Regions from separate parts of the Homo sapiens genome. Here region 1 is linked to region 2. Evidence: read pairs that join two places in POLR2A ChIA-PET (ENCODE). Cell type or tissue: GM12878. All regions are shown on one strand. Links, peaks and the distances in the headings refer to the core of each region. The heading gives the core; the rest is flanking DNA.

Evidence for each region. ChIA-PET counts read pairs that join two places held together with the same protein. Peaks named below come from ENCODE experiments on the same cell type or tissue, not always from the same donor. Only the 100,000 strongest peaks of a DNase experiment are listed, where the experiment ranks them.
Region 1: POLR2A ChIA-PET joins it to region 2 with 5 read pairs; 5 of 35 experiments call an interaction of 5 or more read pairs at or near these places.

What each region holds. Positions count from the first base shown.
Region 1 is chr4:56,958,442-56,972,657 of GRCh38, forward strand. NOA1 (nitric oxide associated 1) reads right to left here. Exons shown (of 7, transcript NM_032313.4): 4 at 9,943-10,074; 5 at 8,179-8,295; 6 at 5,965-6,085; 7 at 4,909-5,220. The coding sequence ends at 5,009. Among named protein-coding and RNA genes, the nearest start is that of NOA1, 12 kb to the right of the region's middle. RefSeq lists a silencer at 6,810-6,912. In GM12878, for the core only: no CTCF peak of the experiment used is centred there; no DNase peak of the experiment used is centred there.
Region 2 is chr4:56,850,458-56,866,507 of GRCh38, forward strand. No RefSeq gene overlaps it. Among named protein-coding and RNA genes, the nearest start is that of SPINK2, 37 kb to the left of the region's middle. RefSeq lists an enhancer at 9,728-9,797. In GM12878, for the core only: no CTCF peak of the experiment used is centred there; a DNase peak (open chromatin) is centred at 9,624.

The DNA.
Region 1 (14,216 bases), core at 11,524-14,023, 110 kb after region 2:
TTGCATCTCTACTCCGCTTCTCCTTGGTTGTTATGGGAAGTGAGTGTCTCAAGTTAAATAAACTAGACTCTGGGGAACTATACAGTAAAGACTTAGTGATCGGCACAGCTTGGCATTTATGGTGATTAAAGATACAAAACATATTACAACTTTAATTTGTCTTAGTAACTTTGAAGAAGATGTTGTTATTTTAGTTTAATTAGAGGGGGGAAAAGCAGAGGGATTACGTGTAACTTTTTAAAATAAAACTTTGAACCTAATATCACATAAAAGTCAAAAAGTACTTTGATGGAATTTATTTTACTTCTTTTGGGTGTCATGAATACAAAAGAGGTGACATGCTCAACACCACAGTGCTGCAGAGCCAGGTAAACAATCTAGAATAAACTTGCTTCATTGTTTTCTAGCAACCCCTAACCACCTCTGTGATCTGTGGAAGTGAGGAGTTGGTACTTTGCCCTTAATTTCTCCTCCCGTTCCTGGCCAGAAGAGCCCACTAATTCTTGTACCCTGTCATAGTGTAAGTGACTACTGATTCAAAAGATGTCGTTATATTCAGATTAATGGATAAAGAAGTACAGTCATGTATCGCATAATGACTTCTTGGTCAGCAATGGGCCACATATACAGCCGTAGTCTGGTAAAATTATAATGGAGTCAGAAAATACCTATTGCCTAATGATTTGTGTTACAATTGCCTACAGAATTCAGTACAGCAACATGTTGTACAGGTTTGTAGCCTAGGAGCCATAGGCTATACCATACAGCCTAGGTGTAGAGTAGGCTATACCATCTAGGTTTGTGTAAATACACTTTATGATGTTTGTCCAAAGATGAAATTGCCTAACGATGCATTTCTTAGAACACATCCCTGTTGCTAAGCAATGCACTACTGCACCAATACAGTAATGGAACTTTCTTAAAGGAAAATCTACTAGGAAACACTTGATCCTAGCAGTGATCCTAGGCTGCATTAAATTGGAGGCACAATATGGAATAAATTAATACCAGATCCCAGTAGAAGTCCTCAACTAATTCTAGGCATAGAGCATCTTTCTCACTCTTTTTGCTGGCTTTCTTTCCTGCTTTTTTTTTTTTTGAGATGGAGTCTTGCTCTGTCACCCAGGCTGGAGTGCAGTGGTGCAATCATGGCTTACTGCAGCCTCAACCTCCCAGGCTCAAGGGATCTTCCCACCTCAGCCTCCTGAATAGCTGAGACTACAGGTGGGTGTCACCATGCCCAGCTAAATTAAATTTTTTTTTTTGTAGAGACAGGGTCTTAACTATGTTGCCAGGGCTGGTCTTGAATGCCTGGCTTCAAGGGATCCTCCTGCCTTGGCCTCCCAAAGTGTTTGGATTATGGGTGTGAGCCCTGTTTTCTGAAATACATTTTCTTAAGTTGTCAGGGTGATAGTAGTCAGTTTTTAGATTGTTTCTCCACAAAGGCCCAGTTCACCCTTTGCTGGCTTTCTTTCCTGCCTGTTTTTTGTTTTAATTCTACCTAAATATCCTGGCCTAAGCTCTGAACTGTGAACTCCTGTTTTCAACCATAGGTAGAAATATAATGACCATAATTTTTTTTTTTTTTTTTGAGATGGAGTTTTGCTCTTGTGCCCAGGCTGGAGTGCAATGGCACGGTCTTAGCTCATCGCAACCTCTGCCTCCCGGGTTCAAGCGATTCTCCTGCCTCAGCCTCCCAAGTAGCTGGGATTACAGGCATGTGCCACCACACCTGGCTAATTTTGTATTTTTTTTTTAGTAGAGATGGGGTTTCTCCATGTTGGTCAGGCTGCTCTCGAACTCCCGACCTCAGGTGATCCACCCACCTTGGCCTCCCAAAGTGTTGGATTACAGGTGTGAGCCACCGCACCCAGACACAATTTTAACTTATAAAATAAATGGTATTTCATTCCCTCCAAAATAAAAACTAGAAATCAACTGCCAATCAATTTTCTCCATTTGGGAAGCTGCCGCCCTCTAGAGGTAATATGATGTTGGGGGCACTTTCCAGTTGTCACCAGGACTGACAGCAGAGGGAGTTGCTACTGCATTTAGTGTCTGGGATGAGAGATACCAGACATAATGAAATGCAGTTTTTTTGTTTTTTTTTGAGACGGAGTCTTGCTCTGTTGCCCAGGCTGGACTGCAGTGGCGCGATCTTGGCTCACTGCAGCTTCCGCCTACCAGGTTCCAGGGATTTTCCTGCCCCAGTCTCCGGAGTAGCTGGGACTACAGGCACGCGCCAGCGCAGTCAGCTAATTTTTGTATTTTTAGTAGAGACGGGGTTTCACCTTGTTGGCCAGGATGGTCTCAATCTCCTGATCTCATGATCCGCCCGCCTCGGTCTTCCAAAGTGCTGGGATTACAGGCGTGAGCCACCGCGCCCGGCTGAAATGCAGTTTTATATATAAAGAAAGAACCACCTTGCCCAAGATACCAGTAGTACTCACTTTGAAACACTATGAAAGGTCTACAACAAGTTGCATCATCTTAAAAAATTCTCCATTATATTTAATCTAAGAGGACTTAGAAGAGGACTGAGGAGTGGGGAGAAGACAGGAGAGTGTGAAATACATGGGGGCTCCCATATGTTGGGACAGAACATGGTCCTCTCAGGAATTTCATGGCTCTAACTGCGTTTCAGCCTAGCTTATCTTACCAGCATTTATTTCAACATTAGGATCTGGGACTTGACTTGCCAATTCTTCATGACACAGCTGTGGTACTACTTACTCAGCTAGGAATAACAAAAGGTGTAGACTTTTTCTTTTTTCCTTTTTTCAGACAGGGTCTCGCTCTGTTGCCCAGGCTGGAGTGCAGTAATGTGATCATAGCTCACTGCAGCCTCCATATCCCAGGCTCAAGTGATCCTCCTGACTCAGCCTCTCCAGTAGCTGAGATTACAGGCACACAGCGCCACACCTGGCTAATTTTTTTGGGTTTTAGTAGAGATGAGGTCTTGCTGTGTTGCCCAGGCTGGTCTTGAACTCCTAAACTCAAGCAATCCTCCTGCCTTGGCATCCCAAAATGTTGGGATTACAGGCATGAGCCACTGCTCCTGGCCAATAAAGACTTCTGATTGATGTAATGTTATTCAGTCATATAAAGATGAAATGTAAATAAAATGGTTAAAGTGTCCTCTCAGTTGCAGAATAGACCTCAGTTGCTAGAAATACATAGCTTTTTAAAAATCTTTATTTATTTAGTTTTTTTGGGATGAAGTTTTGCTCTTGTTGCCCAGGCTGGAGTGCAGTGGTGTGATCTCGGCTCACTGCAACTTCCTTCTCCTGGGTTCGTGCAATTCTCCTGCCTCAGCCTCCCGAGTAGCTGGGATTACAGGTGCCCACCACGCCTGGCTAATTTTTGTGTTTTTAGTAGAGATGGGGTTTCACCATGTTGTCCAGGCTAGTCTCTAACTCCTGACCTCAGGTGATCCACTTGCCTTGGCCTCCCAGAGTGCTGGGATTACAGGCGTTGAGCCACTGTGTCCAGCCGACAATTCATTTTTATTAAAAAAAATAATAGAGATGGGGTCTCACTATGTTGACCAGGCTGATCTTGAACTCCTGGCCTCAAGCGATTCTCCTGCCTTGGCTTCCCAAAGTGCTGGGATTACAGGTGTGAGCCACTACATCTGGCCTTGAATCCTTTTTTATCTAAGATTTTCAGGCATTGTCAAATTGTGTAAGGTAAATTTCTACTTGTTCTCTAGTATCCATTCTCCCCATTTTTCCTTAATAAAAACCCCAAATGGTTCCCATTTCCTCCTCCATTTCCCAGCTTCCTTATGGGTGGGTGTGGCCATGTGACTTGACCTGTGGACTATGTAAACTGATGTGTGCAACATCCAGCTTTTCTTCCCTTCTTTTAAATAGGGAAGTTGCTTGCTCTCCATACTTTCCCCCTTTTTACCCTTGCTGGAAAAGGATGACAACTTGGGCAGCCACCTTAGACCTACAGATGGCCATGGAATGTTCCACCAGCTGGATCCTTGGAGCAGAGCCACCTACTCACTTCTATCTTATTTAAGCCAATGAATTTTGGAGAAATTAATTTTCCTGCCATTTTTTCATATACTGACTGCTAACTCCAAATAAGAGAAATGACATCTGGTCTCAATATAAAAAACAGTAGTGAGGCGGGGCATGGTGGCTCACACTTGTAATCCCAGAACTTTAGGAGACCGAGGTGGGTGGACAACATGGTGAGAACTTGTCTCTACTAAAAATACAAAAATTAGCCAGGGGTGGTGGTGCATACCTGTTATCCTAGCTACTCAGGAAGCTGAGGCATGAGAATTGCTTGAATCCAGGAGGTGGAATTTGCAGTGAGCCGAGATTGCACCACTGTACTTCAGCCTGGGTGACAGAGCAAGACCCTGTCTCAAAAAAAAAAAAAAAAAAAAAAAAAGAAACAACAGTAGTGGGAGAAACTTGAATATAGCAGGCTTCCAATTTTATATATATGTGGGTCACAGATACATACCATATACATACTATACAAAAAAAAAAACTTTTTATAAGCTGAATACATTATGAACATAAGTCTTGAATAGTTTAAAAAAGTTAACTGTTAAGAGCTTTGAAAAGGGTGAGGCTGGCCGCGGCGGCTCACGCCTGTATTCCCAGCACTTTGGGAGGCTGAGGCGGATGGATCACCTGAGGTCAGGAGTTCGAGACCAGCCTGGCCAACATGGTGAAACCCCATCTCTACTAAAAATACAAAACTTAGCTGGGCATAGTGGCGCATGCCTGTAATCCCAGCTACTGGGGGGCTGAGGCAGGAGGATTGCTTGAACCTGGGAGGTAGAGGTTACAGTGAGCCAAGATCGTGCCACTGCACTCCAACCTGGGCAACAGAGCAGGGCTCAGTCTCAGAAAAAAAAAAAAAGAAAAAAGAAAAAAAGGGTAAGAATGGGAGCTTTATTTATGCGTTATATGTTTAATACAAATTCAATGTATTTTGTTGTGTTCAATACAGTTAATATCTGGAGTGAACAAGGTCGGTCTCATACATTTATCTTTCCTTTCTTCTTCCTCACGTTGTACATAAGGGAAGGAGGCTTCTTGGTTTTATAGGCCACACTTTTCTTGATGCGCTGTCCTTTGATGTTAACAATATATGGCAAGAGAGGGGGCCGGACGGTCAAAACTGTTCCTTCAGGTGTATAGCCTCGGAGATGCAGTCTGTCCTTAAAATTAGGTGTTACTGAAACCCAACCTATGCAGGCATGTGACACAACACAAAAGGCTGTTAGCAATCATCTTATTAAAAATACCAAACCAAAGCTGAAAATGGACTATCAGAGAACGCTGTCACTCTCTTTCACTCTCTTATTATTTTATTATTTTTTAAGAAACTGCGTCTTGCTATGTTACCCAGGCTGAACTCAAGTTCCTGGGCTCAAGCGATCGTACTGCCTCGGCGTCCCGAGAAGCTGGGGGCACAGGTGGACACACCTTAGTTTTAAAAAAGCATACAATGCGTTTGTGCAAAGTACAAATTTATTTTCAGAATAGGTTGTATTTTATGAATAAACTAGTATGTACACCTTAAAATAATCAGCTTTCATCAGTTAAGGCACTTTTCTATAAAAAAAATTGTCGGTAAGGCTGCTTTATTCACTTTTTGTTTTTTTTTTTTGAGATGGAGTTTGGCTCTTGTTGCCCAGGCTGGAGTGCAATGGCATGATCTAGGCTCACCGCAACCTCCGCCTCCTGGGTTCAAGCGATTCTCCTGCCTCAGCCTCCCGAGTAGCTGGAATTACAGGCATGCGCCACCATGCCCGGCTAATTTTGTACTTTTAGTAGAGACGGGGTTTCTCCATGTTGGTCAGGTTGGTCTCAAACTCCCGACCTCAGGTGATCCGCCCACCTCGGCCTCACAAAGTGCTGGGATTACAGGTGTGAGCCACCGTGCCTGCCCTTTTATTCACTTTTTAAAAAGTGCTTGGCATAAAATTACCTGCAGAGGAAAACTTGATGTCGGCCACTGCTTCAGATGCCCCCAGTCCTTCTTTTAACATAATGTCTTCAGCAACAAGAGGAGGAAATCCTGCCATTCGTTCTTTTCCACCCATTGGAATCTTCCAATGAAATAAAGATATTTACAAGTTCAAATTAAATTTCTTGGAACTCTAACATTAAGCAAATCACTGATAAGATAATTCTGTACAGGGATCAAGAATAAAATCCTTTCAAATATTCAACTGTTGAAAAGAACTTGCAATCACTTCTGGGGTCAAATGAAAAGCAAGGGAACTCTGTGATGGGATGAAGCTTACAAATCTCAGGGCTCTGGGCCACACATTGGGCAAGCACCTGGCAGAAGCCTCTGGACAGGAGAATTGTGCTTCACTGACACTGTTTTTAGAATCCTCCACAGGGCCTCACATAGATTAATGTTGGGCAATTAAGGCACGGTCCTTCTAAGTACCTTAGTTCTTATAGGTGTGGCCATCAGGATTAATGCCTGGTCTTTATGAGTTAAGGGTCCATATATAATGGATAAGATTTAGCTTTTATGTTTACAGGTGTTTCCACGATTAGAAGTAATTGAGTAATTTTTTTTTTTTTGAGATGGAGTTTTGCTCTTGCTGCCCAAGCTGGAGTGTAATGGCACGATATCAGCTCACTGCAACCTCCGCCTCCAAGGCTCAAGTGATTCTCTTGTCTCAGCCTCCCGAGTAACTGGGATTACAGGCGCGCACCACCATACCAGGCCAATTTTTTTGTATTTTTAGTAGAAACAGGGTTTCACCATGTTAGCCAGGCTGGTCTCAAACTCCTGACCTCAAGGTGATCTGCCCACCTCGGCCTCCCAAAGTGCTGGGATTACAGGTGTGAGCCACTGCGCTTGGCTGTAACTGGGTAATTTATTCATCTATTCATTAGCAAATCTCTCCTGTGTTTAGCACTAAGAACACAAAGATAGATTTTGCAGTATGGTTTCTGCCCCCAAGGAAATCAAAGGGGTAGATAATATGTAAGCTAATACAAGGTCAGAAATGTAATGTGAGGCATCTATAAGTACTATGGTTGTGAAGGAAGGAGTAATGAATGTGTTCAGTCAAGGAAAACATTAGTAAAGAAGCTATATATATATAACAAAAACAAGCAATATATGAGCAATATTTTGAGAAATGAGTCAAAGTTATTTGGTGGAAAGATATTTTCGGTCGCCACAGGTACAGATAAAAACTGGAAAAAGGATGATGAGTTCGGGGAACTATAGCTTAATTGTCCAAAGTATGGTGTGTGTGTGTGTGTGTGTGTGTGTGTGTGTGTATTGGTGATGAGGCTGTCAGGAGTTTATACAACTTTTTGCAACAATGTCACTATTGGGCACTCAAAATGTGGCTGGTGACACTAAGCAACCATATTTTAAATTTTCCCTTTTTTTTTTTTTTTTTTAGAGACAGGGTTTCACTCTGTCACCCAGGCTAGAGTGCAGTGGCATAATCATGGCTCACCACAGCCTCATACTCCTGGGCTCAAGTGGTCCTCCTGCCTTAACCTCTCGAGGAGCTGGGATTACAGGTGCATGCCACCATACCTGGCTAACTTGAGCAAATTTTCTTTTTTTTTTTTTTTTTTTTTTGAGATGGAGTCTCTGTTGCCCAGGCTGGAGTGCAGTAGCGCAGTAGCGCGATCTTGGCTCACTGCAACCTCTGCCGCTCTGGTTCAAGTGATTCTCCTGCCTCAGCCTTCTGAGTGGCTGGGATTACAGGCACCCATCACCACGCCTGGCTAATTTTTGTATTTTTAGTAGAGATGGGGTTTCACCATCTTGGCCAGGCTGGTCTTGAACTCCTGACCTTGTGATCCATCTGCCTTGGCCTCCCAAAGTGCTGGGATTATAGGCGTGAGCCACCACACCTGGCCACTGAGCAAATTTTAATTGTCACTAATATATTTAAACTTAGCCACATGTGGGCTAATGGCTACCAAATTGGACAGTGTAGTCTAGAGAAAAAAATAGCTGTGTGGCTATTCTAGGATCAGTCTATATAGAGCAATTTTGCTTTATAGCCAGAATTCTCAAAGAGAATGAGGTGAGGGAAAGCTAGCTCAAGATATTGTATAACAGTTCTGTACAACAAAGGCTTTCTTAACAGAGCTATGGGACCATCCCAGTGTATACTAACCATAACCATGCAATCAAGGCATGTTGCCTTACCTGGAGTAACGTATGACCTGCATGCTTCTGATACAGAGCGTCTGCCCTGTCCAAGGAGGTGATATGCACAGGGAGGATGTTGGAAGCCACGACTGTAAACCAAGCTGACTGATTTCCCTTAAGAAAGGAAGAAGTTATCTGACCTGGTGAAAAACTTGGAAAACCTGCATATTCAAGGTACAATCAACTAAAAAAAAAACAAACCAAAAAACAAAAACCCAATCAGACTCCCTTTATAAGTACTGGTATGGCAGTAGCTGTAAATCAAATTATTACTAAGAACAGGGGCACAATACTGAAGCAGTGCATTTCAGCAATTCATGTGAAACTATGACTTCTTTGACAGACCCAATACTATTTTTGAAAAAAGTCTATTATTAAAAATTAAAAGGAAATACTATCTGCTTTAATTGTCTCTGTGTAAAGTTAGGTTTAAAATATTAACATTTTATGTGTTCTGATGAAATATATAAGGGTGCAAGCCTGGTGTGGTGGCTCATGCCTATAATCCCAGCATTTTGGAAGGCCGAGGTGGGTGAATCCCTTGAGCTCAAGTTTGAGACCAGCCTGGGAAACATGGCAAAACCCTGTCTCTATAAAAAATACAAAAATTAGCTGGGTGTGGTGATGTGTGCCTGTAGTCCCGACTACTTGCGGGGCTGGGGTGGGATGATCATTGGAGCCCAGGAGGTTGAGGCCACAGTGAGCCGTGACTGTACCACTGCACTCCAGTCTGGGCAACAGAGAGAGATGCTGTTTCAAAAAAAAAAAACAAAAAAACAAAAAAACAAAAAACCAACCCCAAAAGCAAAAAACCAACAACCTCCCAAAACGAAATATATAAGGGTTCTAAGTGTGTAAGGCAAAATTTCTAACAAAGTATGAGCAAACACAAAACCCAAGAAATGTGCTATAGTAATGGCACACAGTTGTATTGTGTTGTTGGACATATCCATATCCATGTTTCATTTTCCTTTTTCTCTTCACTTTAGCAAAATGGAGAGCAATTCTATAGACACTCCAAAATCCCTAGATGCTATATAAACGAATACCAAACAAAAACGTGTATGCATAAAAACACACATATCATGGTATACAAAGTGTGGAATTAATTTAACGCCTATAACCCTGTACCTAAAGGTTTGACTTTATCCCATAGGTTTGACTCTATCCCATAGAATAGGGATAGTATCTTGTCTTAAATGCCAAGCTGTGTAGGGTACTCAATTGAAAACGTAAGTTTTCAAGACCTAGCACTTTTTTGGGGGGATGAGGGAGTAGGGCATTTCTTTTCCCCAAGTTTTTTTTTTTTTTTTGATATGGAGTCTCGCCCCATCACCCAGGCTGGAGTGCAGTGGTGCAATTTCAGCTCACTGCAGCCTCCGCCTCCCAGGTTTAAGTGATCTTCCTGCCTCAGCCTCTCTAGTAGCTGGGATTACAAGTGTGTGCCACCACGCCCAGCTAATTTTTGTATTTTTAGTAGAGATGGGGTTTCACCACGTTGACCAGGCGGGTCTTGATCTCCTGGCCTCAAGTGATCAGCCTGCCTCAGCCTCCCACAGTGCTGGAATTACAGGTGTGAGCCACTGTGCCCAGCCATCCCCAAGTTTTTATTACAGAAATTTTTAAACATAAAAACAAATTAAACCCAATACAATCATGGCTTAGTTATCAACATTTTGTCAGTCGTGTTCATACATCTGCTTCCTTAAAGTGAATCCCAATATTTTAAAATCATTTTTTAATAGTACAGACTTTTCTTACCTGCAGGAAATCTATGCGGCCTATAGCACCCAAAAACAGAACCATTCCTGGTTTAAGCACAAAAGTTCTTGGAACAATGGACTGTGTTGGCAAAACAATATTTACTTCTTTTTCTGTTAGAAGATTTAAAATCTGTGAAGCAAATGGCAGATTTTTAAGAAAATACTTTTATTGAAAATATGATATATTATGATTTACCCGTAAAATAAAAAGTGATGAAAAATATGCCAGACTTCAAAATAAACCAAATTATGTCAGAGTTTGCTATGCATCAAATTTATATAGATTCTTCCTGTCTAAATTAATTTCAATCTGATGGCTCTACCCTTGTTTTACAACTTAATCTACAGTAATGGCAAAATAACTTTATAGGTGTATGAGACTTTCCTATGTCAGCAGCATTCCCTAAATGTCAAAATTAATGTGAACCTGAAAACATGTTGATTCAATACCAAGATAGAAAATATATGCTCTCCTTATCAAGGCTTGTGGGCAGTAGCAATTTCCGCTTAAAGTAATGGTATACGTGACCTTATGTCCTAGTGGTAAGTATGCATGCATTAAATGCAAAATGGTCACCCCATTCTAGGAGCAAGTAAAGTGGCTGAAGAACCTCTTTCTAAATTCTGGTCTTCAATTTCCTTATTTCTCCCAAATATTCAGCAGAGAATGAGAAAAAGTTATAAATCCCCTATGCTTATAACACAGAGGATTTATAATTTATCCCTATGATTTATAATAAATCCCTTCTAAGGATGACAAGTTCCTAGAGAGACTAGAGAAAAATAGAAAAGGAAAGACAGAAGTACAAGATTCTGCAAAGATTTAAGGAATCAAAATCTGGTTAAAAAAGAATAAAGAAGGTACAAATTGGACACAAAACTTGTAAACTTCTTTCTTAACAAGAGGCTGGGCGCGGTGGCTCACGCCTGTAATCCCAGCACTTTGGGAGGCTAAGGCGGGCAGATCACCTGAGGTCAGGAGTTTGAGACCAGCCTGAACAACATGGAGAAAGCCCATCTCTATTAAAAATACAAAATTAGCCGGGCGTGGTGGCGTGCACCTGTAATCCCAGCTACTCGGGAGGCTGAGGCAGGAGAATCACTTGAATCCGGGAGGCGGAGGTTGTGGTGAGCCGAGATTGCACCACTGCCCTCCAGCCTGGGCCATAGAGCAAGACTCCGTCTCAAAGGAAAAAAAGAGAATAACAAGAAAATAAAAAATAGAAATGATACATAGCAGCTCACAAAAAAATAATAAGGGGGCTGCAGATAGTTTTCTTCATTATTTGTGTTTGAAAAGGCACATTAAAAGCCATTTGCAGGTCAGCCATGGTGGCTCATGCCTGTAATCCCAGGACTTTCAGAGGCAGCGGCAGGCAGATCACTTGAGCTCAGGAGTTTTTTTCTTTTTTTGAGACGGAGTCTTGCTCTGTCACCCAGGCTGGAGTGCAATGGTGTGATCTTGGCTCACTGCAACTTCTGCCTCCCGGGTTCAAGCAATTCTCCTGTCTCAGTCTCCCAAGTAGCTGAGATTACAGACGTGCGCCACCATGCTTGGCTAATTTTTTTGGTATTTTTAGTAGAGACGGGGTTTTGTCATGTTGGCCAGGCTGGTCTCGAACTCCTGACCTCAAGTGATCCACTTACCTTGGTCTTCCAAAGTGCTGGGATTACAGGTATGCACCATTGTGCCCAGCTGAGCTCAGGAGTTTGAGACCAGTCTGGGCAACACGGCAAAACCTCACCTCTATGAAAAATACAAAAATTAGCTGGGGTGGCGTGTGTCTGTAGTTCCCAGCTACCCTGGAGGCTGAGGTGGAGGATTGCTTGAGCCAGGGAGGCAGAAGTTACAGTGGGCCAAGATTCCACCACTGCACTCCAGCCTAGACCAGACTGGGCAACATAGCGAGGTCCTGTCTCTACAAAAACTAAACAATTAGTTGGGCATGGTGGTATGTACCTGTGGCCCTAGCTACTTGGGAGGCTGAAGTGGGAGAATTGGTTGAGCCCAGGACTTTGAAGTTACTTGATCACGCCACTGCATTCCAGCCTGGGCAACAGGGGAAACCTTGTCTCTCTTTTTTGTTGAGACAGGGTTTCACTCTGTTGCCCAGGCTGGGCTGCAGTGGCATGATCTCGGCTCACTGCAACCTCTGCCTCCCAATAAGTGTATCAAGTGATTCTTGTGCCTCAGCCTCCTCAATAGCTGGGATTACAGGCATGTACCACCATGCCCAGCTAATTTTTTGTATTTTTAGTAGAGATACAGTTTTGGCATGTTGCCCAGGCTGGTCTCAAACTCCTGGGCTCAAGCAATCCTCCCACCTCGGCCTCCCAAAGTGCTGGGACTACAGGTGTGAGGCACTGTGCACAGCCTGAGTCTTAATACTTTCATTTCACAACAGAGATCCTTGGTTCAGTCTGGGAAACCCTGGTTTAAGACATCAAATAAGTTTATCTGTAAACTAACAGAGAAGCAAACTACCAGTGCTGACAGACGTTTATATCTAAAAATTTGGGGTTCTCATTCTGCTGTCTAGAGTATTTTGCAAATTCTTGCCTTTCTGACACAACTATTTAATAGAGGATATATGACTGAAGTAACTGCTATGCCTGATCTAATAGCATCTGAAAGGGAAGAATTAGTCTGGGCGTAGTGGCTCCCATCCACAATCCTAGCACTTTGGGAGGCTGAAGTGGGTGGATTACCTGAGGTGAGGGGTTTGAGACCAGCCTGGCCAACATGGCGAAACCCTGTCTCTATTAAAAATACAAAAAGTAGCTGGGTGTGGTGGTACATGCCTCTAATACCAGCTACTCGAGAGGCTGAGGCAGGACAATCGCTTGAACCCAGGCGGCAGAGGTTGCAGTGAGCCAAGATCATTGCGCCACTGCACTCCAGCCTGGGCAAGAGAGTCAGACTCCATCTCAAAAAAAAAAAAAAAAAAAAAAAAAAGTATGGTGGGGGAAGAATTAGTTCATTAAGCTAAAGTGACAGAATATTATTAGAAAGCAGCTCTGAACTTTTGGACTGCTAAGGAAGAAAAGATGGCATGAGCAATTATTCCAGGAGAGCAATAAAATTTAAAAGGTGTGTATGATTCAATGACAGGGGACACCAAATAGAATACAATTCTGAGAATGTAACTATAAGTGTTCCTGATGAGGCCAAGAAAAGTACCTAAGAAACCAATGTGGTTTTGTAGGGAGATACAGAGATAATTAGAAAATCGGAAACTGGTCAGTAACCAGATTCGAAGGAAATGATTAATGAATCTGTTGTGAGGCTGTATCCTGGATGCACATTTGAGTCAATCAATGATCTGAATGAAGATCCAAACTGCAAATATAAAAAGTAATGAGATTGAATGAATATTTAACAGAGTAAGATATAGGCTGAATTTAACAAGACAAAGTCAAAGTTACCTATGAGGCCCAAAGTTGTCCATGAGCAATTGGATAAAAGAGAGGCATAGGGACAAGACAGGTGGAGTTAATGCTATTCTTTTTTTTTTTTTTTTGAGACAGAGTCTTGCTCTGTCACCCAGACTGGAGTGCAGTGGCACGATCTCAGCTCACTGCAAGCTCCGCCTCCCGGGTTCACACCATTCTCCTGCCTCAGCCTCCCGAGTAGCTGGGACTACAGGTGCCCACTACCTCCTGGCTAATTTTTTGTATTTTTAGTACAGACAGGGTTTCACCGTGTTAGCCCAGATGGTCTCGATCTCCTGACCTTGTGATCTGCCCGCCTGGGCCTCCCAAAGTGCTGGGATTACAGGCGTGAGCCACTGCGCCCGGTCGGAGTTAATGCTATTCTAAATCATGCTCACCTGAGAGCACTGAGTTCTCAGTGTCACACTTTAAGAACAAACATAGAAAACATTCTGAAGAGGCCTGGGCCAATGAATAGCCTGTTTCCTACAGCACAGCTGTAGGAAATGAAGACAAATAATCCAGATTGTGGGCACAGTGAATGCTCAACGTTTGCTGGATGAAGTAATGAAAGAGAAGAAAAGGGAGGGATAGGTGAAGAAGAGATGGGACGTTACATTTTAAAATATTTGTCTGGCAAGGGAAATAGGTATTACCTTAGTCCCAGATGGCTTTGGGGAACAATGGATACATGTTACAGGGAGACTATTCAGCTCAGTACACTCAATACAAAGAGAAGGTCAAAGACCCAAATGAGTTACCTTGGAAGGTGACATGACAGTTTCAGCTTTGGTGAGTCACTCCTTTCAGTTCAAGATGGAGGACCCCTTGATGGATATG
Region 2 (16,050 bases), core at 8,244-10,743:
GGCTCATGCCTGTAATCCCAGCACTTTGGGAGGCCGAGGCAGGCGGATCACCTGAGGTCAGGAGTTCGAGACCAGCCTGGCCAACATGGTGAAACCCTGTCTCTACTAAAAATACAAAAATTAGCCAGGAGTGGTGGCAGGCACCTAGCACCTGTAATCCAAGCTACTCGGGAGGCTCAGGCAGGAGAATTGCTTGAACCCAGGAGGCAGAGGTTGCAGTGAGCTGAGATCATGCCACTGCACTCCAGCATGGGCAACAGAACGAGACTCCATCTCAAACAAAAGAAAACAAACAAACAAACAAAACAAAAAATTAAACAGTCTCTAGACTCCCTAGAGTGTACTGAGGAACTACTTTCCATATACCCTGAGACCTGTGCATTGGTGAATTTCAAACCTTTGACCTGAACAAAAAGTAAGAAATACATTTCACACAGCAACTACTATGCACACACTCACACACACAAAATAAAAGTACAAATTTTATAAAAACAATACTTACCCTGATTATGTACTATGTACTCAAATTTTTATATTCTATGTCTCTTAAAAATATTTTATGTTAAGAACCATTAAATTTTTTGTAACATTTTATGAACTATTAAAAGGTTATGACATGCAGGTTGAAAATGCTGCTCTGGGCCAGGTACCATGGCTAGCACCTGTAATCCCAGCACTTTGGAAAGCCAAGGCAGGTGGATTGCTTGAGCTCAGGAGTTGGAGACCAACCTGGGCGACATGGCTAAACCCTGTCTCTACCAAAAAAGAAAAAAATCAGCTGGGTGTGGTGGCACTCACCTGTGGTCCCAGCTACTCAGGAGGCTAAGATGGGAAAGTCACTTGAGCCTAGGAGGCAGAGGCTGCAGTGAGCAGAGATCACAACACTGCTCTCCAGCCTGGGCAACAGAGACCTCGTTTCAAAAACAAAACAAGGGCCAGGCGCGGTGGCTCACACCTGTAATCCCAGCACTTTAGGAGGCCAAGGCAGGTAGATCACCTGAGATCAGGAGTTCAAGACTAGCCTGGCCAACATGGCGAAACCCCATCTCTGCTAAAAGTACAAAAATTAGACAGGCGTGGTGGTGGGCGCCTGTAATCCCAGTTACTCAGGAGGCTGAGGTGGGAGAATTGCTTGGACTTCGGAGGCAGAGGTTGCAATGAGCCAAGATCATGCCACCGCACTCCAGCCTGGGCGACAAGAGCAAGACTCCATCTCAAAAAACAACAACAACACGGCTGGGCGCAGTGGCTCATGCCTGTAATCCCAACACTTTGGGAGCCCGAGGCGGGCGGATCACGAGGTCAGGAGGTCGAGACCATCCTGGCTAACACGGTGAAACCGCATCTCTACTAAAAAATACAAAAAAATTAGCCGGGCATGGTGGTGGGCACCTGTAGTCCCAGCTACTCTGGAGGCTGAGGCAGGAGAATGACGTGAACCCAGGAGGCGGAGCTTGCAGTGAGCCGAGGTCGCACCACTGTACTCCAGCCTGGGCGACAGAGCGAGACTCCGTCTCAAAAAAATAAATAAATTAAAACAACAACAACACGAAACCAAAACAGAAACGCCCGTAAAACAAGGTTACATATTGACTAGTTGACAAAAATATGACCACAGGCTCAACAGAACCTAACCCTGCATTTCCCCCACAGGCAATGGTTCAATATTTGCTAATTCAGTGTTTATGGCAACTTTATAGAATATAACTACTGCAAGTAACAAGAATTTACAGATTAGTGTTTGTATCTAAAGCTATGACTTTTCTTCTGAGCTAGGCCTTAAATGTGTCTCAGAATTCTAATATGTAGACTGTGCCTACGTAAGCTATGATCTGTCAGCTCCAAACCCAGAATTACTTTCCCAGTACCTTGAATCCTATATGCCAGTGGATTTTTTTTTTTCAGACGGAATCTCGCTCTGTTGCCCAGGCCAACCTCTCTGCTTCAGCCTGCCAAGTAGCTGGGATTACAGGTGCCAGGCGCCTGCCACCACACCCAGCTAATTTTTTTTGTATTTTTAGTAGAGACAAAGTTTTACCATCTTGGCCAGGCTGGTCTTGAACTCCTGACCTTGTGAACCACCTGCCTTGGCCTCCCAAAGTGCTGGGATTACAGGTATGAGCCACCGCGCCCGGCCCATGCCAGTGGTTTTGAAACCTCCATGCTGGACTTTGAGATGGTGAGTCTAGAACTCTACAAACTACATTTATTCTTTGTCAGCCAGCTTCTGTTAGGGTCAGTTAGTAGGGGGCACTAGAGAAACATGTGAAGGAGGATGGGGGAGCAGGACCAGGCTCCTTCCTACTGCATGGTTCCTGTCAGAGTCTGTCATGGCATTGACATCTTATAAAAAACACAAGCCATCATAAGAATGCTTTTCGGCTGGGCACGGTGGCTCATGCCTGTAATCCCAGCACTTTGGAAGGCCGAGGCGGGCAGATCACTTGAGGTCAGGAGTTCAAGACTAGCTTGGTGAACATGGTGAAACCCGTCTCTACTAAAAATAGAAAAAAGTAGCTGGGTGTGGTGATGCGCACCTGTAATCCCAGCCACTTGGGAAGCTGAGGCAGGAGGATATCTTGAACCCAGGAGGCAGAGGTTGCAGTGAGCTGAGATAGTGTCATCCATTGCACTCCAGCCTGGCAATAGAGTGAGACTCCATCTCAAAAAAAAAAAAAAAAAAAAAAAGGACCAGGCACAGTGGCTCATGCCTGTACGCCTGTAATGCCAGCACTTTGGGAGGTTGACATGGGGAATTCAAGACCAGCCTGACCAACATGCCAACATGGCAAGACCCGGTCTCTACTAAAAATACAAAATTAGCTGAGCGTGGTGGTGCGTGCCTGTAATCCCAGCTACTCAGGAGGCTGAGGCAGGAGAATCGCTTGAACCTAGGAGGCAGAGGTTCTGGTGAGCAAAGATCGCGCCATTGCATTCCAGTTTGGGTAACAAGAGCGAAATTCTGTCTTAAAAATAATAATAATAAATAATAAATAACAATAATTATGGAATTGGCCAGGCACAGTGGCTTACGTTTGCAGTCCTACCACTTTAGAAGGCCAAGGCAGGAGGATCACTTGAGCCCAGGAGTTCGAGACCAGCTTGGGCAACATAGTGAGACCCCGTCTCTAAAAGAAAAGAAAAGAACAGAACAGAACAGAACAGAACTAAAAGGACTAAAATAATTATGGAGTTGTATCATACACCCTAATAGCTGGACATTTAGGTTCACTGCAGCCTCTGCCTCCCAGGTTCAAGCAATTCTCCTCCCTTAGCCTCCTGAGTACCTGGGATTACAGGCATGCGCCATCATGCCTGGCTAATTTTTGTATTTTTAGTAGAGATGGGGTTTCACCACGTTGGTCAGGCTAGTCTTGAACTCCTAACCTCAAGTGATCCACCCACCTTGGCCTCCCAAAGTGCTAGGATTATAGGCGTGAGCCACCACGCCTCGCCTATTTATTTTTATTTGTATAAAAGTAAGGAGTACAAGTGCAGTTTTGATACGTGGATATATTGCATAGTGGTGAAATCTGGGCTTTTAGTATAACTATCAACCAAATAGTGTGGGTTGATTGACCAACCTGGCCAATATAGTGTACATTGTACCCATTAAGTAATTTCTCAACATTTAGACATTTAATGCTGTCTTTATAATAACTGTGAATAGCAGAAAAATCAAGAGAAAATTCAAAACCAAACAGTAAAATGTACAAAAGATAAGCATTAAGAAATTTCTAGACACTTTCATGGTCTCAAAATATCTTTTGTTTTGTTTTGTTTTGTTTTGTTTTTTGTTTTTGAGACCGAGTCTCACTCTATTGCCCAGGCTGGAGTGCAGTAGTGCAATCTCGACTCACTGCAATCTCTGCCTTCTGGATTCAAGCAATTCTCATGCCTCAGCCTCCCAAGTAGCTGGAATTATAGGTGCCCACCATTATGCCCAGCTAATTTTTGAATTTTTGGTAGAGACGGGGTTTTGCCATGTTGGCCAGGCTGGTCTTGAACTCCTGATCTCAAATGATCTGCCCGCCTTGGCCTCCCAAAGTGCTAGGATTACAGGCTTGAGCCACTGCGCCTGGCCTGGTCTCAAAATATCTTGCCATTGATTGCTTATTAATTGCACACAGAAATAAAAAATAAAAATAAAATAAAACTAATTGTATGGCGCAAAATAGTGGAGAAACTGGACAACATCTTGTCTATGTATCCAAAATTAACATCGCCAGCTGGGTGTGGTGGCTCACATCTGTAATCCCAGCACTTTGGGAGCCAAGAGGCAGGTGGATCACTTGAGGCCAGGAGTTCAAGAACAGCCTGGCCAACATGGCAAAAACAGGCATGGTGGCTCATGCCTGTAATCCTAGCACTTTGGGAGGCCAAGGTAGGAGGAATGCTTGAGGCCAAGAGTTCAAGACCAACTTGGTCAATATAGTGAGACCCCATCTCTAATAATCTTAAAAAAAATTTTAATTAAAAATAAAAAATGAAGACATACATCATATTATTAAAGTAAAGAAACTATCTGTGGCTGGGTGCGGTGGCTCATGCCTGTAATCTCAGCAACTTTGGGAGGCTGAGGTGGGCAAATCCCTTGAGTCCAGGAGTTCAAGACCAGCCTGGGCAACATGGCAAAATGCTGTCTCTATTAAAAAACAAAACAAGACTATTTGTTATGCTTATTTTGTTATGTTTTTAAATTCTCAATCCTTTTAATTTAAAAAAATCTGTTAAATTTTTAATATAGTTGAATGGTATCAAACTCAAAAGCTGCAAAGAACATACAAAGAGTTTCCCTCTCACCCCTATAATCCAGCTACCCAGTTCTCCTCTGGAAATAACTGATGTTACAATTTTCTCTATGTCCTTTTAGAGACAGTTTATACATTATCTTAGTTCATATGGGTGCTATAACAAAATATTATAGCCCATGGACTTATAAACAACAGAAATTTATTTCTCACAGTCCTGGGAGCTTGGAAACCTAAAATCTAGGTTCAGCAGATTAGGTGTTTTCTCATTTGTTTGTTTGGTTTGTTTGAGACAAGGTCTCACTCTGTTGCCCAGGCTGGAGTGCACTGGCAGGATCGTGGTTCACTCCAGCCTCAAACTCCTGGGCTCAAAGTATCCTCCTACCTCAGCCTCCCAAGTAGCTGGGACTACAGGCACATACCACTACAACCAGTTACTTATTTTTTATTTTTTGTTTTTTTTGTAGAGACAAGGTCTCACCATGTTGTCCAGGCTGGTCTTGAACTCCTGGCCTCAATCAATCCTTTTGCCTCGGCCTCCCAAAGTGCTGGGATTACAGGTGTGTGCTACCAGCACCTGGCCCAGATTAGGTGTTTGATGAGAACCCACTTCCTGGTTCATAGCCAGCCATCTTGCTGTGTCCTCACATGGCTGAAAGCAGTAAAAAATCTCTCTGGGGCCACTTTTATAAGGGCATTGATCCCATTATGAGGGCTCCACCCTCATGACTTAATCACCACCCAGAAGCCCTACCTCCAAATACCATTACATTGGGGATTAGGTTTCAATATATGAATTTGGAGAAGGGGGTTGGGGGAGACACAAACATTCAGACCACAACACGTATATAAAGCAAAAACATATATATTCTCTCCACTCCCCTTTCTCTACTGTTACTTTTGTGTATATTTTCCACACTGTTCTGCATTTGCCTTTTTTCACTTAACAATTTAACAATACAACCTGGAGATCATTAAATATCAGTACATTAAGTGTCAGCTTTTTTTTTTTTTTTTTTTTTTTCCAGATGGAGTCTTGCTCTGTCACCGAGGCTGGAGTGCAATGGCGCAATCTCAGCTCACTGCAACCTCCGCCTCCTGAGTTCAAACGATTCTCCTGCCTCAGCCTCCTGAGTAGTTGGGATTACACCACCATGCCCGGCTAATTTTTGAATTTTTAGTAGAGAGGGCATTTCGCCATGTTGGTCAGGCTGGTCTCGAACTCCTGACCTCAGGTGATCCACCCACCTTGGCCTCCCAAAGTGCTGGGATTACAGGCATGAGCCACCGTGCCCAGTCAATATAAAATTCTTAGAGTTCAAAAAACTTACCTTATAGATGACATTGAAATTTCAGTTTAATTCTTGTACAAGTATTGTAAATATTGTTGTTTCTAACACTCCAAAGTCTTGCTATTTGGCTTAATTTTTTATTTAAATAATGTACATATTTCCAGCTGCACTATAAACTACAGAGAGCAAAACTCAGGAAGGTGGCAAATAGTTCAGCTGTTTTACAGACCTGAGCCCTGGCAGAAGAGAAGAGGAAAAGGGGCTCTCCGCTGGACCGCTCCCACAGGCTCTTACTGTCCTTGAGGCATTTTCCTTGCCCAAATAAGAAGGAAAATTATTTTCCAGTCTTAAATCAAGTGCCAAAATTATTCTTGGAATTGCTCCCTTCATCTGTCCGTTTCAGTTTTTTCCCCATGGAGGTGTGGTCAGGGCAGCCAGAACTTCACCGTCAGAATCAGGATTGGAACTTAATTGCTCCCACAGACAGCTGGTTTGGAAAAACTCCTTGCAAGGCAATTTTGATAAGGGATGAGAAAGATCAGAAAGCTGATACGTGTTGGATCTGAAGCTCTAACCATACACCTGACTTGAGTCTTTCTACAGGGCTAGTGGCTAACAGAGATACAAAGGAATTAATCATCTTCGGGGATTTTTAGGAAAGAAAAGACAGAGGAGCTGAGTTCCACAAATTGTTAATGTTAGTCTCTAGCTCATTTCCCAAGTTCTTCATTTTCACTCTCCTGCTTAGTCCAGTCTAGTCAAGAGCGTGGGCTTTGGAGTCAGATGAACCTTAGCCACATCCATGTTTGTCCCTTGTTGGCTGTGGGATCACAAGTAAATTAGCCTCCTAGAGATAGGGTCTCCACCAATAAGACCGGGAGCATGCTCTCCTCCTCTACCTTCCTGTCAGTGTTGAAGTGAGGATTAAAGAAAATCAACTATGGGCACGGTGTCTTGCATGGTCCTGACAAATAAGGCTCAGTAAATGTTAGTTCATTTCATATTATCACCTTTCTACCCCTCTGACCAATGGCCTAAAACTCATTCTTCTGGAGTTTATGGTCTTGACCAGTATTAAGTTAGAAAAGAAGCATTATGGTAAGGCAATCTAAGTGGGACCACTGGCTTCACCTGTACCTAAACTAGAATTTGGAATTTTTCTAAAAATCCATTCCTTTCAATGTGGTAAGATTTTCAAACCCTCTGAAATGTATTTTGCAGTGTCAACAGCCCCTCTGTGAGAAAAATCCATACCTCTGGGGGCAACTCTAACAGGTTTTGTAATCAAGTCAAAACTGCAGCTTATATTGAAACATTTCACAATCTTGTAAAGCAATTTAGATACAAATAGATGTTTTACAAAATCAGGTTCAAGTTTCTCTTTTCTTTCCTCTCCCTAGAGAATATAAAAGGCAGCTCTCAAAAAATAGGAACTGGTTTTATCATAGAGACTTTAGAAATTATCTGAAACAAATGGTTTTGAGATGTTATACAGTACAAATATACAGTAGTGATTTACTTTAATTCAAATTATTTATTTATAGAAACCTAACAGGGACCAATTTAACCATAGTGGCAGACATTGGCTAGCTATTCACCAAATCTGTTTTTCTTCTGGGCACGCAGCTAGACTGTATTTCTCAACTTCACTTGAACTTAGGATGTGCCAAGTAGAATGTGGTCAAAAATGATATACAGCCAGGCGTGGTGGCTCATGCCTGTAATCCCAGTACTTTGGTAGGCCAAGGCAGGAGAATTGCTGGAACCCAGGAGTTCAAGACTAACATGGGCAACATAGCAAGACCTTGTCTCTATAGCAATTACAAAAATTAGCTGGGCATGGTGGCTGGCAGGCGCCTGTAGTCCCAGCAACTCAGGAAGCTGAGATAGGAGGATCACTTGAGCCCAGGAGGTTGTGGCTGCAATGAGTGAGCTGTGATCACACCACTGCATTCCATCCTGTGCGACAGAGTGGGGGTGGGGGGAAGTTTTATATATATATATATATATACATGAAATCACTTCCAGACCTGGCCCATTAGAACTGCATGCCATTTAACCTTCCTGGATGAAAGGAAGAAACATGACTCCCTGGACAATCTTGGGAGCTACTTTTTTTTTTTTTTTTGAGACGGAGTCTCGCTCTGTTGCCCAGGCTGGAGTGCAGTGGCGCGATCTCGGCTCACTGCATGAGCTTCAGCTCACCTTACAATGGGTAACACAGGCAACAGACAAATAAATAATAAGATTTCAAGCACTGATTATTACAGCTGTCCCTCGGTATCCATGAAGGATTGGTTCCAGGACCCCCCCATGGATAAGAAAATCCAAAGATGCTCAAGATCCTTATATGAAATGGCATAGTACTTGTATATAACCTACACACATCCTCCTGCATACTTTTTTTCTTAATAAAAAAAAGTTTGAGTTTTTCTTTGACACACGGTCTCACCATGTCACCCAGGCTGCAGTGAAATGGCATAAACACAGCTCACTACAGCCTTAAATCCCTGGGCTTAAACACCTGCCTCAGCCTCCCAAGAAGCCAGGACTACAGGCATGTGACACCATGCAGGGTTATTTTTGTTTTTATTTTTTTATAGAGACAAGGTATTGCGATGATCCCCAGGCTGGTCTCAAACTCCTGGCCTCAAGTGATCCTCCAACTTCAGCCTCCCAAGACAGGCATAAGCCAGTCTGCCCAACCCTCTTGTGTGCTTTAAATGATCTCTAGTGTACTTATAATACCTAATACAATGTAAATGCATATAAGTAGTGTTTTTGTTTGTTTGCTTTGTTTTGTTTTGTTTTTGAGACAGAGTCATGCTCTATTGCCCAGGCTGGAGTGCAGTGACCTGATTTCGGCTCACTGCAACCTCTGCCTCCCAGGTTCAAGTGATTCTCCTGCCTCAGCCTCCTGAGTAGCTGGGACTACAGGCGCCCACCACTACACCCAGCTAATTTTTCTATTTTTAGTAGAGACAGGGTTTCACCACGTTGGCCAGGCTGGTCTTGAACTCCTGACCTCAGGTGATCTGCCCGCCTCAGCCTCCCAAACTGCTGGGATTACAGGAGTGAGCCACCGTGCCCGGCCAGTTTTTTTTTTGTTTGTTTTTTGTTTTGAGACAGAGCGTGGTTCTGTCAACAGGCTTCAGTGCGGTACCGCAACATCTGCCTCCCAGGTTCAAGCAGTTCTCTGCCTCCTGAGTAGCTGGGATTACAGGTGCCTGCCACCATGCCCAGCTAATCTTTGTATTTTTAGTAGAGACAGGGTTTCACCATCTTAGCCGGCTGGTCTTGAGCTCCTAACCTCATGATCCACCACCTCGGCCTCCCAAAGTGCTGGGATTACAGGCGTGAACCACTACGCCTAGCTATATAAGTAGTTTTTATACTCTCTTGTTAGACAATATGACAAAGGGAAAAAAGGCCTATACATATTCAGTCTGTACAGCAGCAGTCACCTATTTTGTCTCGTTGAATATTTTCGATCCATGGTTGGTTGAATCCACAGATGTCACACTCACAGATATGAAACCCACAGATAGAGAGGGCTTACTGTACTTAGATGGAAAGTAAAGAAGAATAAAAGGAGTTAGAGAGAGGCCGGAAGGATCTTTTAGAAAAGGTGGTTGGGAAAGAGCTTTCTGTGCTGGTAGCATCTGACCAGAGACCTGAATGATACAAAGAAGCTAATCATACCAAGATCAGAAGGGACAATGAACTCTTAACAATTGTTCCTCTGAAACAAGTTATTTGTAGAAGGAAAACAAAGGTAACGACAGTATAAAAAAGAAAAGAAAACTAGGCCAGGTGCGGTAGCTCACGCCTGTAATCCCAGCACTTTGGGAGGCTGAGGGGGGCAGATCACTTGAGGCCAGGAGTTCAAGACCAGCCTGGCTAACATGGCTAAATCCCACATCTCTACTGAAAATACAAAAATTAGGCCAGGCGCGGTGGCTCACGCCTGTAATCCCAGAACTTTGGGAGGCCAAGGCAGACAGATCACCTGAGGTCGGCAGTTCGGGACCAGCCTGACCAACATGGAGAAACCCCGTCTCTACTAAAAATCCAAAATTAGCTGGGTGTAGTGGCACATGCCTGTAATCCCAGCTACTTGGGAGGCTGAAGCAGGAGAATCGCTTGAATCGGGGAGGTGGAGATTGCAGTGAGCTGAGATTGCACCACTGCACTCTAGCCTGGGCAACAGAGCGAGACCTGGTCTCAAAAAAAAAAAAAAAATTGCAGGGCGTGGTGGCACACACCTGTAGTCCCAGCTGTTCAGGAGGCTGAGGTAGAAGAATTGCTTGAACCCAAGAAGCGGAGGTTGCAGTGAGCTGAGATTGTGCCACTGCACTCCAGCCTGGGCAACAGAATGAGACCCTGTCTCAAAAAAAAAAAAAAAAAAAAAAGACTGAAATGAATCAACTTAGATAAAGATTAGTCAAAGAGAAAGATGAAACCCAAACCCCAGTCTTATAGATTCCTGACCTGACTTTGCCCTTGTCTAAAAATCTGCAGCCTGGTGGATAAAGCTCTTTCTTCCATTTTTGGCTTTGTATCCCTATTTCCAGTCTTTCAAGTTGAAATTTGCCCATTTATTCAGGCAACTCAATAAATATAGTAATATGTCAGGCTCTATCGCTAGACATTCGTAAACTCTATCTACATAAACTGAACTTTAGGAACTCCAGCAGGTTATTTAAAATCTCCAGTCCCTAATTTCCTCATCCCTAAAACAGAGACAGCACTAGTAACTAAGTTACTTTAGAGGTTTGTTCTGATGATCAGATGAGATAGTTCACCTAAAATGCTAGTACAGAGTAAGCACTGAAGAAATATTTTCATGAAGTCTAAATTAACCTGCTGGACACCATTCAGAGCACAAGTCTATCAAGTACCTGACTCTATGTTCTTAAGAACCCAAGATACTTCTGCCTTCTTTTGGGCCAGACTTCAATTCATTCAGACTTGAAGAGAAAGAAGAGTCTTCCCCATTAGCTTTGCAGGTGGTGGCAGTGAGCCAATAGCCTCTGGTATGCAGAAGGCTTTGTGTCAGTGATGCATATTCACGAGTAGCTGACCTGAGAGAGCAATCTGGCTCTCTGAGCAAGGTCACTTCTGAGCTGCTGTCCTGTACAACTCCACAGGGCACCATGCACATAGAACTGAACTGTAATCTGTTTGTGCATTGGGAAATCAAGTCATGGCTTATGGCTAGGATCTTTTTTTTTTTGAGATGGAGTTTTGCTCTTGTTACACAGGCTGGAGTACAATGGTGCGATCTCGGCTTACGGCAACTTCGGCCTCCCAGGTTCAAGCGATTCTCCTGCCTCAGCCTCCCGAGTAGCTGGGATTACAGGCATGTGCCACCACACCCAGCTAATTTTGTATTTTTAGTAGAGATGGGGGTCTCTCCATGTTAGTCAGGCTGGTCTCGAACTCCCGATCTCAGGTGATCCACCCGCCTTGGCCTCCCAAAGTGCTGGGATTACAGGTGTGAGACACCACACCCAGCCCAAAATTCTTAAAAGAAGCTAGCCATGGCTGGGTGCGGTGGCTCATGCCTGTAATCCTGGCACTTTGGGAGGCCAAGGTGGGCGGATCACCTGAGGTCGGGAGTTCGAGACCAGCCTGACTAACATGGAGAGACCCCCCATCTCTACTAAAAATACAAAATTAGCTGGGTGTGGTGGCTCATGCCTGTAATCCCAGCTACTAGGGAGGCTGAGGCAGGAGAATCGCTTGAACCCAGGAGGTGGAGGTGGCGGTGAGCTGAGATTGCCCCATTGCACTCCAGCCTGGGTGACAGAGTGAGATCCTGTCTCAAAAAAAAAAAAGAAAGAAAGAAAGAAAAAAAGAAAAGGGCCAGGCGCAGTGGTTCACGCCTGTAATCCCAGCACTTTGGGAGACCGAAGTGGGTGGATCACCTGAGGTCAGGAGTTCGAGACCAGCCTGGCCAACATGGTGAAACCCCATCTTTACTAAAAATACAAAAAGTTAGCCGGGCGTGGTGGCGCACTACTGTAGTTCCAGCTACTCGGGAGCTGAGGAAGGAGAATCGCTTGAACCTGGGAGGCAGAGGTTGCAGTGAGCCAAGATCAAGTCATTGTACTTCATTCAGCCTGAGCAACAAGAGTGAAACTCCATCTAAAAAAAAAAAGAAAAAGAAAAAGAAAAGAAAAAAGAAGATATCAAGGTACATCATATATAACAAGAATAGATATTTTTTACCTGAAACAGTTATATAAGTTTATACATATATACATACACACACCACGCACACATAATTTTACATATATATATATGTTTTATATATATTAATTTTAGGGTTTGTTGTTGTTGTTGTTGTTGTTGTTGTTTGAGATGGAGTCTTGCTCTGTCACCAGGCTGGAGTGCAGCGGCAGGATCTCAGCTCACTGCAACCTCTGCCTCCCGGGGTCAAGCAATTCTCCTGCCTCAGCCTCCGGAGTAGCTGGGACTAGAGACGCACGCCACCATGCCTAGCTAATTTTTGTACTTTTAGTAGAGACGAGGTTTCACCATGTTGGCCAGGATGGTCTCGATCTCCTGACCTTGTGATCTGCCCGCCTTGGCCTCCCAAAGTGCTGGGATTACAGGCATGAGCCACCACACCCTGCCTAGTGTTAGTTTTATATATTGCAGATTGCAGAAGATGCTGTGATGTACTACCCAGAGTCTGTCCTTCAGGACTAAGGCACACAGTCCCCAGCTCCCATGAATGCTGCCTGCTGACTACTCAGAATTCAATCCCTCCCCAGGAGCTGCCCATGGTCTGAGAGAGTTGAGTAAACCCAGGATCAGGACCCCTTCCCAGGGAAAGCCCACATCCAGTGACTGGCCAATTTGAAAGGTAGGTACAAAGGCCCAGCCCTCCCAGAGTGACCAACTTGTCCTGGTTTGCCTGGGACTTTCCTGGCTTTAAAACAGAAAGTCCCATGTCCTGAAAACCCAGGGCAAACTAGATAAACTGGGATGATTGGCCACCCTACTCTTGCCTCAATTTGGGACACCACTGATGACCCACCTTCAGAACTCTCTCTGGGATCAATTGAGGCTCCCCCTGGGTTGTAAGAGCATCACAGTTCAACCTCTCCCTCTGCCCAGTCCTGCATCCCTTGCTCTCTGACAGGTGCTGCTCCTAGGGTGCTCCCCAGTGAACAGGCTGCATGTAACTCCCCAGCCCAGATCTGCTTCCAAGGGAACCTAGCCTGCTAGTATAGCGAGTCCTAATAATCAAATGCATTTCTTGCTGGGAACCAAGGTCAAAAAGATTTGGAAGCCACTTCTACAGTAGATACTACCAGTTTGTAGTATTTACATAGCACACCTCTTTTCCATTAATAATAGCATCCTGCTTCTTTTGGGGAAGTAGTACTACTCTGACTCAAGTCAGGGGTTCTTGTGGGCACCTCTAACTTCCAACTATCACCACAAGGCCTGTGACTCAATCTAGACCAATCAGAATAATTTCCTGGAATTTTTCTATTCATACTTAAAGAAAAAGACTCCTGGCTGGGCGTGATGGCTCATGCCTGTAATCCCAGCACTTTCGGAAGCCGAGGCGGGCGGATCACCTGAGGTCAGGAGTTCGAAACCAGCCTGGCCAACATGGCAAAACCCCGTCTCTACCAAATATACAAAAATTAGCCAGGTGTGGTGGCGGGCGCCTGTAATCCCAGCTACTCAGGAGACTGAGACAGGAGAATCGCTTGAACCCAGGAGACTGCGGTGAGCCAAGACTGCACCATTGCACTCCAGCCTGGGCAACAAGAGAGAGACTCCTCAAAAAAAAAGAAAAAAAAAAAAGAAAAAGAAAAAGACTCCTTTCCTGGGGCCTCCCAGAGGCCATGTAGCCCATACACAGGCAGAGTAGTGGGGAAAATTAAGATAAACAGATTCCTGCGACATCACAGTGGGATTTCAGGCAGTCCTGGGACCCACTTGCACCTCTACTCTTCCTTGTTTCTCCTCCAGGTGGGCTTCTGCCATCTGCGGCCAAAAGGATCCTGACTGGTGGCACAGACTTTTAAGAAAAGCAGCTATACTGCTGCTTATACCTAATTTTTTTTTCTTTGTTACATTTATCTGTCTTCACTTCTTTTGCCTTCTTTCCTCTACTTAAGTACTTTCCTCTTTTGAACCACTTTTTTTTTTTTTGAGACAGAGTCTTGCTCTGTCGCCCAGGCTGGAGTGCAGTGGTGCGATCTCGGCTCACTGCAAGCTCCGCCTCCTGGGTTCACACCATTCTCCTGCCTCAGCCTCCCGAGTAGCTGGGACTACAGGCGCCTGCCACCGCGCCCAGCTAATTTTTTGTATTTTTAGTAGAGATGGGGTTTCACCGTGGTCTCCATCTCCTGACCTCGTGATCCGCCTGCCTCGGCCTCCCAAAGTACTGGGATTAAAGGCGTGAGCCACTGCGCCCGGCCTGAACCACTTTTTTAAGACCTGTTCAAATGTCTCCTGCTCAGTGAAGTCAAACTTTCCTGCCACTCCCAGACAGGTGCATAGTTAGATCCATGGACAAACGTTCATGAGATCTTGCTACTATGATGCTTATGGCTGCTGCTGTGCTAGCACAAGGCCAAAGATGGAGCAGTGCACAGCCCAGACCTCCAGGAGCTTTAGTGTTGTAGTGGAGCAGGCTGGCTCCTAAACAGATAATTACCATTTGAGGTGGTAAGTGCACTGACAGAGATGTTAGAGACCCACACCTAGGAGAGGGAAGTGTGAGGTAGCAACATGTTTGTCAATAATCTATTAGCCCCCCCTTTTTTTTTGAGACAAAGTCTTGCTCTGTCACCCAGGCTGGAGTGCAGTGGCATGATTTCAGCTCACTGCAACCTCCGTCGCCCAGATTCAAGTGATTCTTGTGCCTCAGCCTCCCGAGTAGCTGGGATTACAGGTGCGTGCCACCACGCTGGGCTAATTTTTGTATTTTTAGTAGAGACGAAGTTTTGCCATGTTGGCCAGGCTGGTCTTGAACTCCCAACCTCAGGTGATCTACCCTCCTCAGTCTCCCACAGCGCTGGGATTGTACAGACTTGAGCCACTGTGTTCGGCCTTTTAACTCCTTTTCTGTAGTGCGGGTACATAATTGCTTCTTCCTTTTTATTTCCTCTGCACCTTTGTATTTCTTTAGCATTTATTTCATTCTATTTTACCTTAATGGTTTTCTTGAGGAACGACTTCATGGGTATGTGTATTAGTCAGTTGTAGCATTACTAGGAAGGAATGCCTGAGACTGCGTAATTTAAGAAAAGAGGTTTAATTGGCTCACGGTTCTGCAGGCTTTACAGGAAGCATGGTGCTGACATCAGCTTCTGGCAAGGCCTCAAGAAGCTTCCAATCATGGTGCAAGGTGATGGGGAGCCAGCATGTCACATGGCCAGAGTGGGAGCAAAAAAGAGGGTGAGGCAGGTCCCACACTCCTCAACAACAAGATCACACGTGAACTCACTGAAGGAGAACTCACTCATCATCAAGAGAATAGTGTTAAGTCATTCATGAGGGATCCACCCAGTGATCCAGTCACCTCCCACCAGGCCCCACCTCCAACATTGGAAATCACATTTCAACATGAGATTTGGAGGCAACAAATATCCAAACCACATCAGTATGCAACATGTATAGCCACATGGGGCCCCACAGTTAGAAGCACCCTGTGCTAGATATAATGTTCTGCTGTCACTGTCTTGAAATTCTCCTTTAAAAAAAATTTAACAAGGGGCTCACATTTTCATTTTATATTGGCCTTGGCTTTCAGATTTATCTGTCCCAGAATTACAAAGGCAGAGACCCAGGGCTAAGAACCTGTCATGGACACCTTTGGATTCCTCATGGCACCTTGAGAATGCCCACAGTACATGTTTTTAACATGAAGGAGCTGGGTGCCATGGCTCACACCTGTAATCCCAGCACTTTGGGAGGCCAAGGCAGGCAGATCACCTGAGGTCAGCAGTTTGAGACCAGCCTGGCCAAGATAG